Regions from separate parts of the Homo sapiens genome. Here region 1 is linked to region 2. A link is a contact called in ENCODE Hi-C or POLR2A ChIA-PET data. All regions are on one chromosome and are shown on one strand. Each heading gives the region's core, a stretch centred on a gene start or an enhancer-like site at or near the end of the contact. The rest is flanking DNA. Distances are from core to core; before and after follow the strand shown.

Region 1 (4,464 bases), core at 1,320-3,819, 980 kb before region 2:
CTGCCGTATAATGTCTTTCTTAAAAATATAACTTTTTTTTTTTTTGAGACGGAGTTTCATTCTTATTGCCCAGGCTGGAGTGCAATGGCGCAATCTCGGCTCACCGCAACCTCCGCCTCCCAGGTTCAAGTGATTCTCCTGCCTCAGCCTCCCGAGTAGCTGGGGTTAGATGCATGTGCTGCCACGCCTGACTAATTTTGTATTTTTAGTAGAGATGGGGTTCCTCCATGTTGTTCAGGCTGGTCTCGAACTCCCAACCTCAGGTGATCTGGCCGCCTCAGCCTCCCAAAGTTCTGGGATTACAGGCGTGAGCCACAGCGCCCGGCCCCAAAAATATATAACTTCTTAAATGTAAATACCAACCTCTGGTCTCTCTGTGCACTACAGTATCCACTGAATGAAAATGTCACTGAAATCTGCAGCTCTAGTTCTGCAACTCTCTCATAAATGGATAAGAGTCCTTTCAGCCAGATGAGGAAAAAAATAATTTCATTTGAAATGAACAAAAAACTTATCAGGGCAAAGGAAAGCAGTAATGGTGATAAAAAATACAGCATCATTTCTTTTTTCAAGTTCCACTTACATTTTAAAAATCATTGTTTTTGAGAACGTCATTCTGTGTCTGGAATTTATTCCTTCTTGTGGGTTCCTGGTCTTGCTGACTTCAAGAATGAAGCCGCGGACCCTCATGGTGAGTGTTACAGCTCTTAAAGCTGGTGTGTGCGGAGTTGTTTGTTCCTCCCGGTGGGTTAGTGGTCTCGCTGACTTCAGGAATGAAGCCACAGACCCTCACAATGAGTGTTACAGCTCATAAAGGTAGTGTGGACCCAAAGAGTGAGCAGCAGCAAGATTTATTGTGAAGAGCGAAAGAACAAAGCTTCCACAGCATGGAAGGGGACCCAAGCGGGATTGCTGCTGCTGGCTGGGGTGGCCAACTTTTATTCCCTTATTTGTCCCCGCCCACGTCCTGCTGATTGATCCGTTTTACAGAGTGTTGATTGGTCCGTTTTTACAGAGTGCCGATTGGTGCGTTTACAATCCTTTAGCTAGACACAGGTGCTGATTGGTGCGTTTACAATCCTTTAGCTAGAAAAGTTCTCCAAGTCCCCACTCGACCCAGGAAGTCCAGCTGGCTTCACCTCTCAATTCTTGCAGGGAGCGGTGGCTCATGCCTGTAATCCCAGCACTTTGGGAGGCCGAGGCAGGTGAATCACCTGAGGTCAGGGGTTTGAGACTAGCCTGGCCAACATGGTGAAACTCTGTCTCTACTAAACCCACAAAAATTAGCCAGGCATGGTGGCGCAGGCCTGTAATCCCACCTACTCCAGAGGCTGAGGCAGGAGAATTGCTTGAACCCGGGAGGCAGAGGTTGCAGTGAGCCGAGATTGCACCATTGCACCTGGGCGACAAGAGCGAAACTCCGTCTCAAAATAAAAAGAGAACGTCACTCTTAAACAAATCAGATGTTTCACTTACTGTATAGAAACTGCTCGTTTTCTCTTTTTCTCTTTCTCATTTTCTCTTTCTGTTTTGACCAGGCAAGACAAACATATTGGCTGGTGTTTCACCCTCCTTCAGTCTCACTCTTATGTGTCACACACCTGCTGGTGCTCAGACCTTCTCAGTGGGTTCTAAATCTTTCCTGGCACTGAATTCTGAGAGTAGAACTGAAACCAACCAACCAACAAACAAAATACCCTTAGGAGAGAAGTGTGGGTTTAGGGCTTAGCAAATCTAGGAAAGGGGGATGTTGGGGAAAATGGAAGGATTTCGTTGTATGAGTTTTGGAGTGCAGAAGAATTGGAAAATGAAGAAGGGGAACTATGGGGAAGTGTGAGTTGTGATTTGAATCCCTTTCCTCTCCTTCAAATGGCAATCTTAAGCCGGGCATGGTGGCATGCGCCCGTTGTGCCACCTATTCAGCAGGCAGAGGGGGAGGATCTCTTAAATCTGGGAGTTCAAGGCCAGCGTACACAGCACAGTGAGATCCCGTCTGTAGTTGAAAAAAAAAAAGCAGTCATGAAGATTTGAATTCCTTTTACCTTCCTAGCCCATGACTGGACAGTGCCGCTCACTGCAGTGAAGCCTCATAATAACGAGTAAAGTCCCTCAGCATAACAGCATGGGAGATGGTTCCTGTCCTTAAGTCTCATAATAATGAGTAATGCCCCTCCGTATAACAACATGGGAGATGGTTCCTTTCCTTAAGCCTCATAATAATGAGTAATGTCCCTCCGTATAACAACATGGGAGATGGTTCCTGCCCTCCATTCAGCTCCCTTATTCGAAGTTGGGGGGGATCTCAAAATCTTATCTTCTTTGGGTGTTGGGGGCTGGACCACCCTGTTGGAGAAGCCATGTCTCCAGTATTCTCCCTGTCCAGTCTAACCATGGTAGATGTCAAGCATTACTGGAACTCTGCCAATGTCCCTGTTGAGCAAGGTATCCAGAGTTATCCCTATCGATAGCGAAGATGAGCTGACAACAGCCACCAGGTGGCGTCCAATTGCAGTTGGCCTGGGGAGTGTAGGAGCCGCACTGGAGGCTCAGTCCCCAAGGTCAGTCATGCGTTGGAAACAATGTGAACTAGCCCCTCCCACCCCCACTTATCACATCATGGCAGGATTTTTACTGTATGTCACAGCAAATCAAATGATTCCATATTTGGCTGAATTATCTAGCTTTTTTTTGGAGGGGGACTGTTTGGTTTTGTTTTCTAATTGTGTAGAGATGGGATCTCGTTATCTTGCCCAGGCTGGTCTGCAACTCCTGGACTCAAGCAGTCCTCCCACCATAGTCTCCCAAAACGCTGGGATGACAGGTGTGAACCACTGTGCCTGGCCTCACTGTCCAGTTTGGATTATCCACACTAAAAGAAGAAACCAAGGAGAGCTAACAAGAAGCAATACATAATCCAAAAGATCAGACATTTGATGTTGGAATATGTTATTTAGCTTCTTGAAATATCAGTGGGCGGAATGTCCTGAGAATCCATTTTGAACAAAATAGTGAGTTCACGTTGTAAAGACATGTCTTAGGAGAAGTGGTACAATGCTGTAGTTTCATTCAATTTTAGCAGGGAGAGGTTCTATCCTAATTATGGCTCCCACCCACTCTGGGTCTTCAGCTGAATCACTGAGATGAGCGTTACTCCCAGCAGGACTACCATCACTCATGCCTCTCTGGGAACCAGAGCTCCACCATGGTTTGGATGCAAGAAACTAAATTGAGTGAGGCAAGATATTTACAATGTATATGCACTGGCATTGTTTAGCCAGAGGCTTAGCTGTGGGCTAGTGGGAAGAACCTGAGGCTGGCTGGCTCGCTCCTGACTCTGCACCTTGCAAGCACTGTATTTTCCCTGAGTCGTATTTCCTGTCAGGTGCATTAGCTAAAAAATGAGGAAGTCGACACTTATTGTTGAGCTGCATTCAAATGATAAAGATGGGCCGGGCATGGCATAGTGGCTAATGCCTCTAATCCCAGCACTTTGAGAGGCCAAGATGGGAGGATCGCTTGAAGCCAGGGGTTCAAGACCAGCCTGGGCAACACAACAAGACCCCCATCTCTACAAAAAATAAAAAATTAGCTGGATGTGGTGGTGCACACCTGTTAGTCCCAGCTGCTCAAGAGATTGAAGTGGGAGGATTGCTTGAGCCTAGGAGATCGAGGCTGCAGTGAGCCATGATCGTGCCACTGCCTTCCAACCTGATGACAGAGTGAGACCCTATCTCTAAAAAAAAGAGAGATGAAGTTGTGTGTTTCATGAGTCAACATAGATGGGAAGTTCTCCTGGGCTGGGCCTCTGCCAGTCATCCACCCAGGGAATGAGGGGTGACTGCCTCTATGTCATGCACCTTGTCTTTCCCCATCCCAGAGTCCATATGATATTGTAATGAGACATTTGCTTGATTTATTCCTCCAATACTCAGGCAATCCCTGGGAAATAGCCAAACATTATTGTCTCCATCTATTTTATGGTTAAGGAAATTACTCCAAATCATAGGCCACTGAAACAGCAGGACAGCATAATAGAGTCCTTTTGTTTATTGTTCATTATAGGGTGTTTCCTCTGAGTGGCCAGAGGAAACATCTTCAATGTTGAAGCAAGTATTTCATTCAGTGAGATGGCCTGAGTTGGCAGCTGGAACTGTAGGTAACAAGTTGGGACTGCATGGCCAGGTCTAGCTGATGTGATGGAGCCACAGTGACACCACCTGTGAGAGTGGGTGGGCTGGGGTGGGGTGGGGAGGAAATGATGGAAGCATAATTATTTGAATGAATTTATAATAGCTGCTTAAGGAATTGTGCTTCACTGACCGGAGTCCCACTTGGAAACTTAATTCATTTTTGATCCTTATTTTCTTAAATCATGCTTTACAAATGAGAAACTGAAAGCCAACGTGTAAAGCTTCTTCAAAACCCTCAGCGTTGTAATCAAATGGCTAGAGGGAGGGGCTGAGG
Region 2 (4,683 bases), core at 710-3,209:
TTTAACCATTGTTTCTAGTGATGGGATTATGGTGGATTATAAGGTACATTTCAGTTCCCATTTTATACATTTCTCTCGAGTCTCTATTGTTTCTAATGAGTATTTATATTATGAACAAAAAATACTTTTTCCTTTAAAAAATTAAAAAGTCACTTTATTCTCAAAGATGCAGAAACTAAATAAAATTGGTTCAGTTTTTAGGGCGCCAAGGTCAACTGACTAGAATTCAGTAGTGAAGTTTTTTAGTTTTTTGGTGAGTTGGAAGTATTTACCAAATGTGACCTTTTCAAAAAGCTTGCATAGGATTCATTCAGCAGTATTTTCCAGTCTGAACAACAGGAAATTTTATAATATTTTAATTAAGATTTTTTCCCATGAGCTTCAAGGAAGCCTTATCTAGGTCCTTATTTCACAGATGTATTAACTATGCACAGGCAAAGTAGCCCAAATTAATCATTTCTAAGGTTTGTGAAGATTAAGTATCATAAAACCTTTCATTTAAGTGCGTCAGAGAGTAAACTCAAGCATTGTCATGGAGGATGTGTGAAAAAAGAAAAATGATTACCAATGTCTTATATTTCACATTTAGATCATATTATGTGGTATATTTTCTAAACATTTCACACCGTTTAAGAAAACAAATAGGTCCTAAATATAACACAGGCAAAGAGAAAAGTTTTCAATTCCTAATACTTTGTTGACATAAGTAAAAAATATTGGCATAGTTAAAATTTTCACATGAATTGTGTAAGTGGTAATGAATAGAGTCATCTGAATACTTTAAGTAAAATGCTGGTCAGACAGTAGAATGTTGAAGAATCAGTCTTTTTATTTTACCCACCTTCTAGATTGCACGTAAACAGTCTTTGGAATTTGACCAGGATAGTCAGTTTACAATGACTCTTGGTGGGCAACTACATATTCAAAAGACCTTATTGGGGTTCAGGCTTTAGCAGTACATAACAATAAATCTCTACAAAAAGGTAGGAGAGATTCTGTTTAGTTTTGCAAGGATACTGAGTCATATGCAAGTATAAAATACCAGATAAAGGAAAAGTAAATGTTCCTTTTCTATGGTAAAACAGCCCTAATCCAGAAAAATGTCCTTTAAAGAACAAAATAAAATGACTCCTTACGATAAACTTTGGCAGAGAAAACTAACCCAAGATACAAATTATAGGATATATATAGCTTAAAGATTTTGATTTTGATGTCAGAATATGTGACTCATCAAGCAATCATGACATAGCTTTTGATAACCTACGCAAACTGTGGCAAAGTTCTTACCTTAATTTTTTGTTGGTAAAGATCATCCAGCTTTTGAACTTCTTCTTTCAGAGTTCTCACACTTCTCTTGCTTTCTGTTATCATTGCATTCAACTGGGGAAATAAAACTTTGGTTGAGAAATCATAACTATACATCAAAGATATTTTAACAAGTTATAGAGTTTTTATATTATCAATCAACTAACTGAACAATGTTATTTCTTCTAGTCCTTTTGGACTCTCACTTATCATTTGTCCAAAAACTTTATTATTCTCCAAAGAGAAATTAATTTCAAAGAAACCTCAAAGTTAACGATGTTAATATCTGTTTTTCCACTAGTTGTTGTGGGAGTGCTTTTTAAGCTCTCATATATATTATATATTATTAATATTGTTATATCAATTTATTCATATATAAATAATTTTTGCCTCTGGATTTGAAATCTAGCTTTATTTAGACTATATCTACTACAGCTATTTAGCTTTTCATTTGTATGTTCATTTTCTAAAATGTTAAAAAAGAATTGTTTGTATTAATTTTATTGGATGTTTGCTATTATAGTCATGCATTCCTTCAAAAAGTAATAAGGTAACCACATTTAATCTTGTTAAAGCTTGAACTTTAAGATCAGTTGAAACCAAAACTGAAAGAAAAAAGTGTTTTTCAAGTTCATTTCCTGTTGGCAAGTGCTGATACCAGTTGATGTCAGCAATTAATAGAGAATGTTCTTCAGCTATACCAAGAGGAAACTGTTTCCTGCAGGAAACACAAAAGAGTAAAATGTATAAATAGCTGACTTTTTTTTAAAGGATAATTCTACACACATATGAAATTAAAAAAAAATTTAGGGGTTCAAATTTAGTGAAGCTATTATTATTTGCTACAAAACACAGGGTAGTGACATATACAACTAGCATACGCCCAGAACTCAAAACCAGATCTAACACCAAGAACTTTTTCTAAAGGTATGTTATATCTGCAGTAACTAACAAGTTAAACGAGTTGTTTTAAATTCACTTGTAATAACAACAACAGATACTCAAGTAACCAGAACTTCCACTGATTCTCATGGTTGGTCAAAAGCATGTTTACTCATCTCTGAGCAGCTTCTACTTTCCATGTCAGCATTACTAAAGCTGCATTAATTACTTAAACATTTTTTTCTGAGTCCCAAAGTACACATTTCCATTGTGTACATACACACACACACACACACACACACACACACACACACACACACACACACACACACATACATATAGCCCGCCCGACTCCAATTGCCTACTGGACATTCTCCACTTTGATGCCCCAGAGACCTGAAACTCAGCATATCCCAACCTACAATTCTCTCTTCTATATACTTCTCTTTTATATTCTTTATCAAGGTAAAGAACATCACCACATACCCATCTGCCAAAGATAAGACACCTGGGCATTCTTGATTTCTTTCTTGACCTTCACATACAAATGGACAACCAAACTGTTGTTTCCATCTTTAAATCTCCTTTCTCCGTCTTCACTGTAATAGCCTTGCTTTGGGTCCCTACCATTTACTATTCACTGTATAGGATATTGATAGGTCTCTTAATTGCATGGTCTCGTCTCATGCACCTCTCATCTATTCTTCAAAAGGCCAACAGTGTGAAATTACTAAAATAACAATAATTATTGTTATTTCCTTACTTATAAATCTTCATTGATCTCTACTGCCTAAAGAATACAAAAAAATTCAACCAGTAAGGCAAGCCCCTTCATAATTAGGTTCTTGTCTCTCCAGGCTTCTCCCTTATCTCACTTACACTCATGGTAATTTACTAATATGCTGTGCTCTTTGTTTTTTCTTTTTGGAGAAAGGGTCTCACTTTGTCACCTAGGCTGGAGTGCAGTGGCACAATCTCAGCTCACTGCAGCCTCCACCTCCAGGGCTCAAGCAATCTCCCACCTCAGCCTCCAGAGTAGCTGGGACTACAGGTGCATGCCACTACATCCAGCTAATTTTTATATTTTTGGTAGTGGCTGGGTTTTGCCATGTTGCCTGGCTGGTCCTGAACTCCTGAGCTCAAGCCATCCACCCGCCTTGGCCTCCCAAAGTGCTAGGATTACAGGCGTGAGCCACTATGCCCGGTCCATGCTGTACTCCTTGGTCTCTGGTCCTCAAGGTGTATGTGTGTGTGCATGCATGTGGATGAACATGAGCATCCTTCTGTGTATCCATTGGCCAACACCTACTTGTTATTCACAACTCAGCCCAGCTATCACTTCTCTCAGAAGGAGCCTGTACTTAAGTGTATTATGAGAATCCACAGTGCGCTGTATTCACATTACAAAAAGCTATGATAGAAGAAATTGTTTTCATGCCCATCTTCCCACTTAAAATGAAGTTCACAAAGGCAGATGCTGCACTGTACTAGTATCACCATCTATTACAGTACTAGGCACATAAGCACTCAAAAAATATTTGCTGCATAAATTTCAGTTTCAAATATTTAACTTTAACCTTTATTTACATTCATATTCATAAGTGTGATTAGCTTAATTTCTTCTTTTTGTAATATCTTTGTCATGTTGTGGTATGAGGCCTACATTAGCCTTATAAATGAATTAGGTCTCTTTATGCTCTATGATAATTTACATGTCACAGAAATCATCCAGTCTTCAGTATTTGAAAACAGTGACCTATGAAATTATCCGTTATTGGAGTCTTTTGAAGAGCAAATTCTCTTTTTCACTTTGGTTTCTGGTTACTTACATATTTTGACTTTTTTGGGATTTCTATTGTTCAGGTTACAATCCATTTCATCAAAAAATTTTAAACATAAATTTCTGTTTATACTATATTACTTCATAATTCAAATAAATTTCCACCATCTCTATAAACTATTTCTCATTTTATATTTTCCTGCTTTTTCTTAAATGGTTTTGGCAATTATTTTAAAATACTTTTCAGGTTAAATGTTTTGTTACTCTAATTTATTAATTTCTTTATAAACTTTATTATTTCCAGTTGCATTTTACCCCATCCCATCTTAACTTAAACTACTTGTCCAATAGGAAAAACAATTTTAGTTGTTAGTCTCTGTATGACATTACTGATCTCTCCCTTCTTGAAAAGTTTTCCCTACTTTGGCTTATATATATTACATAGGTGTATATATATATATATATATATATGTATAAACATATTCTCTTCTGTTGTTCTCCAACTAATTTTGTCCACTTTTTCTAAGAGTTTTTCCCAGAATCTCCTTCCTTTGCCGGTCCCTTAAATGTTGTTACTCTTTAGGATTCAATCCTCTGCCACTTTCCCCTCCACATTCATCCACATATATGGCTTCAACTATTACATATGCTCTAATGACCATCAAATCTGTATTTTCAGCCCTGATCTCCTTCTTACACTCTGAATCTATAGCTTC

The links. Hi-C counts contacts between places; a loop is a spot of excess contacts on that map. ChIA-PET counts read pairs that join two places held with the same protein, here RNA polymerase II (POLR2A). Pooled maps may share reads with other maps.
Region 1: a loop to region 2 is called in a pooled map, with 4 times the contacts of the local background. The contact joins two enhancer-like sites. A Hi-C loop is called at or near these places in 1 of 50 pooled maps. POLR2A ChIA-PET finds 5 or more read pairs at or near these places in 4 of 52 experiments (AG04450, B cell and activated CD4-positive, alpha-beta T cell).

The regions. Positions count from the first base shown.
Region 1 is chr18:3,584,041-3,588,504 of GRCh38, reverse strand. The region is part of intron 7 of DLGAP1 (DLG associated protein 1); the gene reads left to right. Among named protein-coding and RNA genes, the nearest start is that of DLGAP1-AS1, 7.8 kb to the left of the region's middle. RefSeq lists an enhancer at 1,398-1,567. Within about 2 kb of position 2,569, at least 6 of the 41 ENCODE cell types and tissues checked have a DNase peak (open chromatin) inside an H3K27ac peak, as active enhancers do; they include B cell, where a contact is called at or near this core.
Region 2 is chr18:2,603,112-2,607,794 of GRCh38, reverse strand. NDC80 (NDC80 kinetochore complex component) reads right to left here. Exons shown (of 17, transcript NM_006101.3): 14 at 1,288-1,380. Among named protein-coding and RNA genes, the nearest start is that of NDC80, 34 kb to the right of the region's middle. Within about 2 kb of position 1,959, at least 4 of the 41 ENCODE cell types and tissues checked have a DNase peak (open chromatin) inside an H3K27ac peak, as active enhancers do; they include B cell, where a contact is called at or near this core.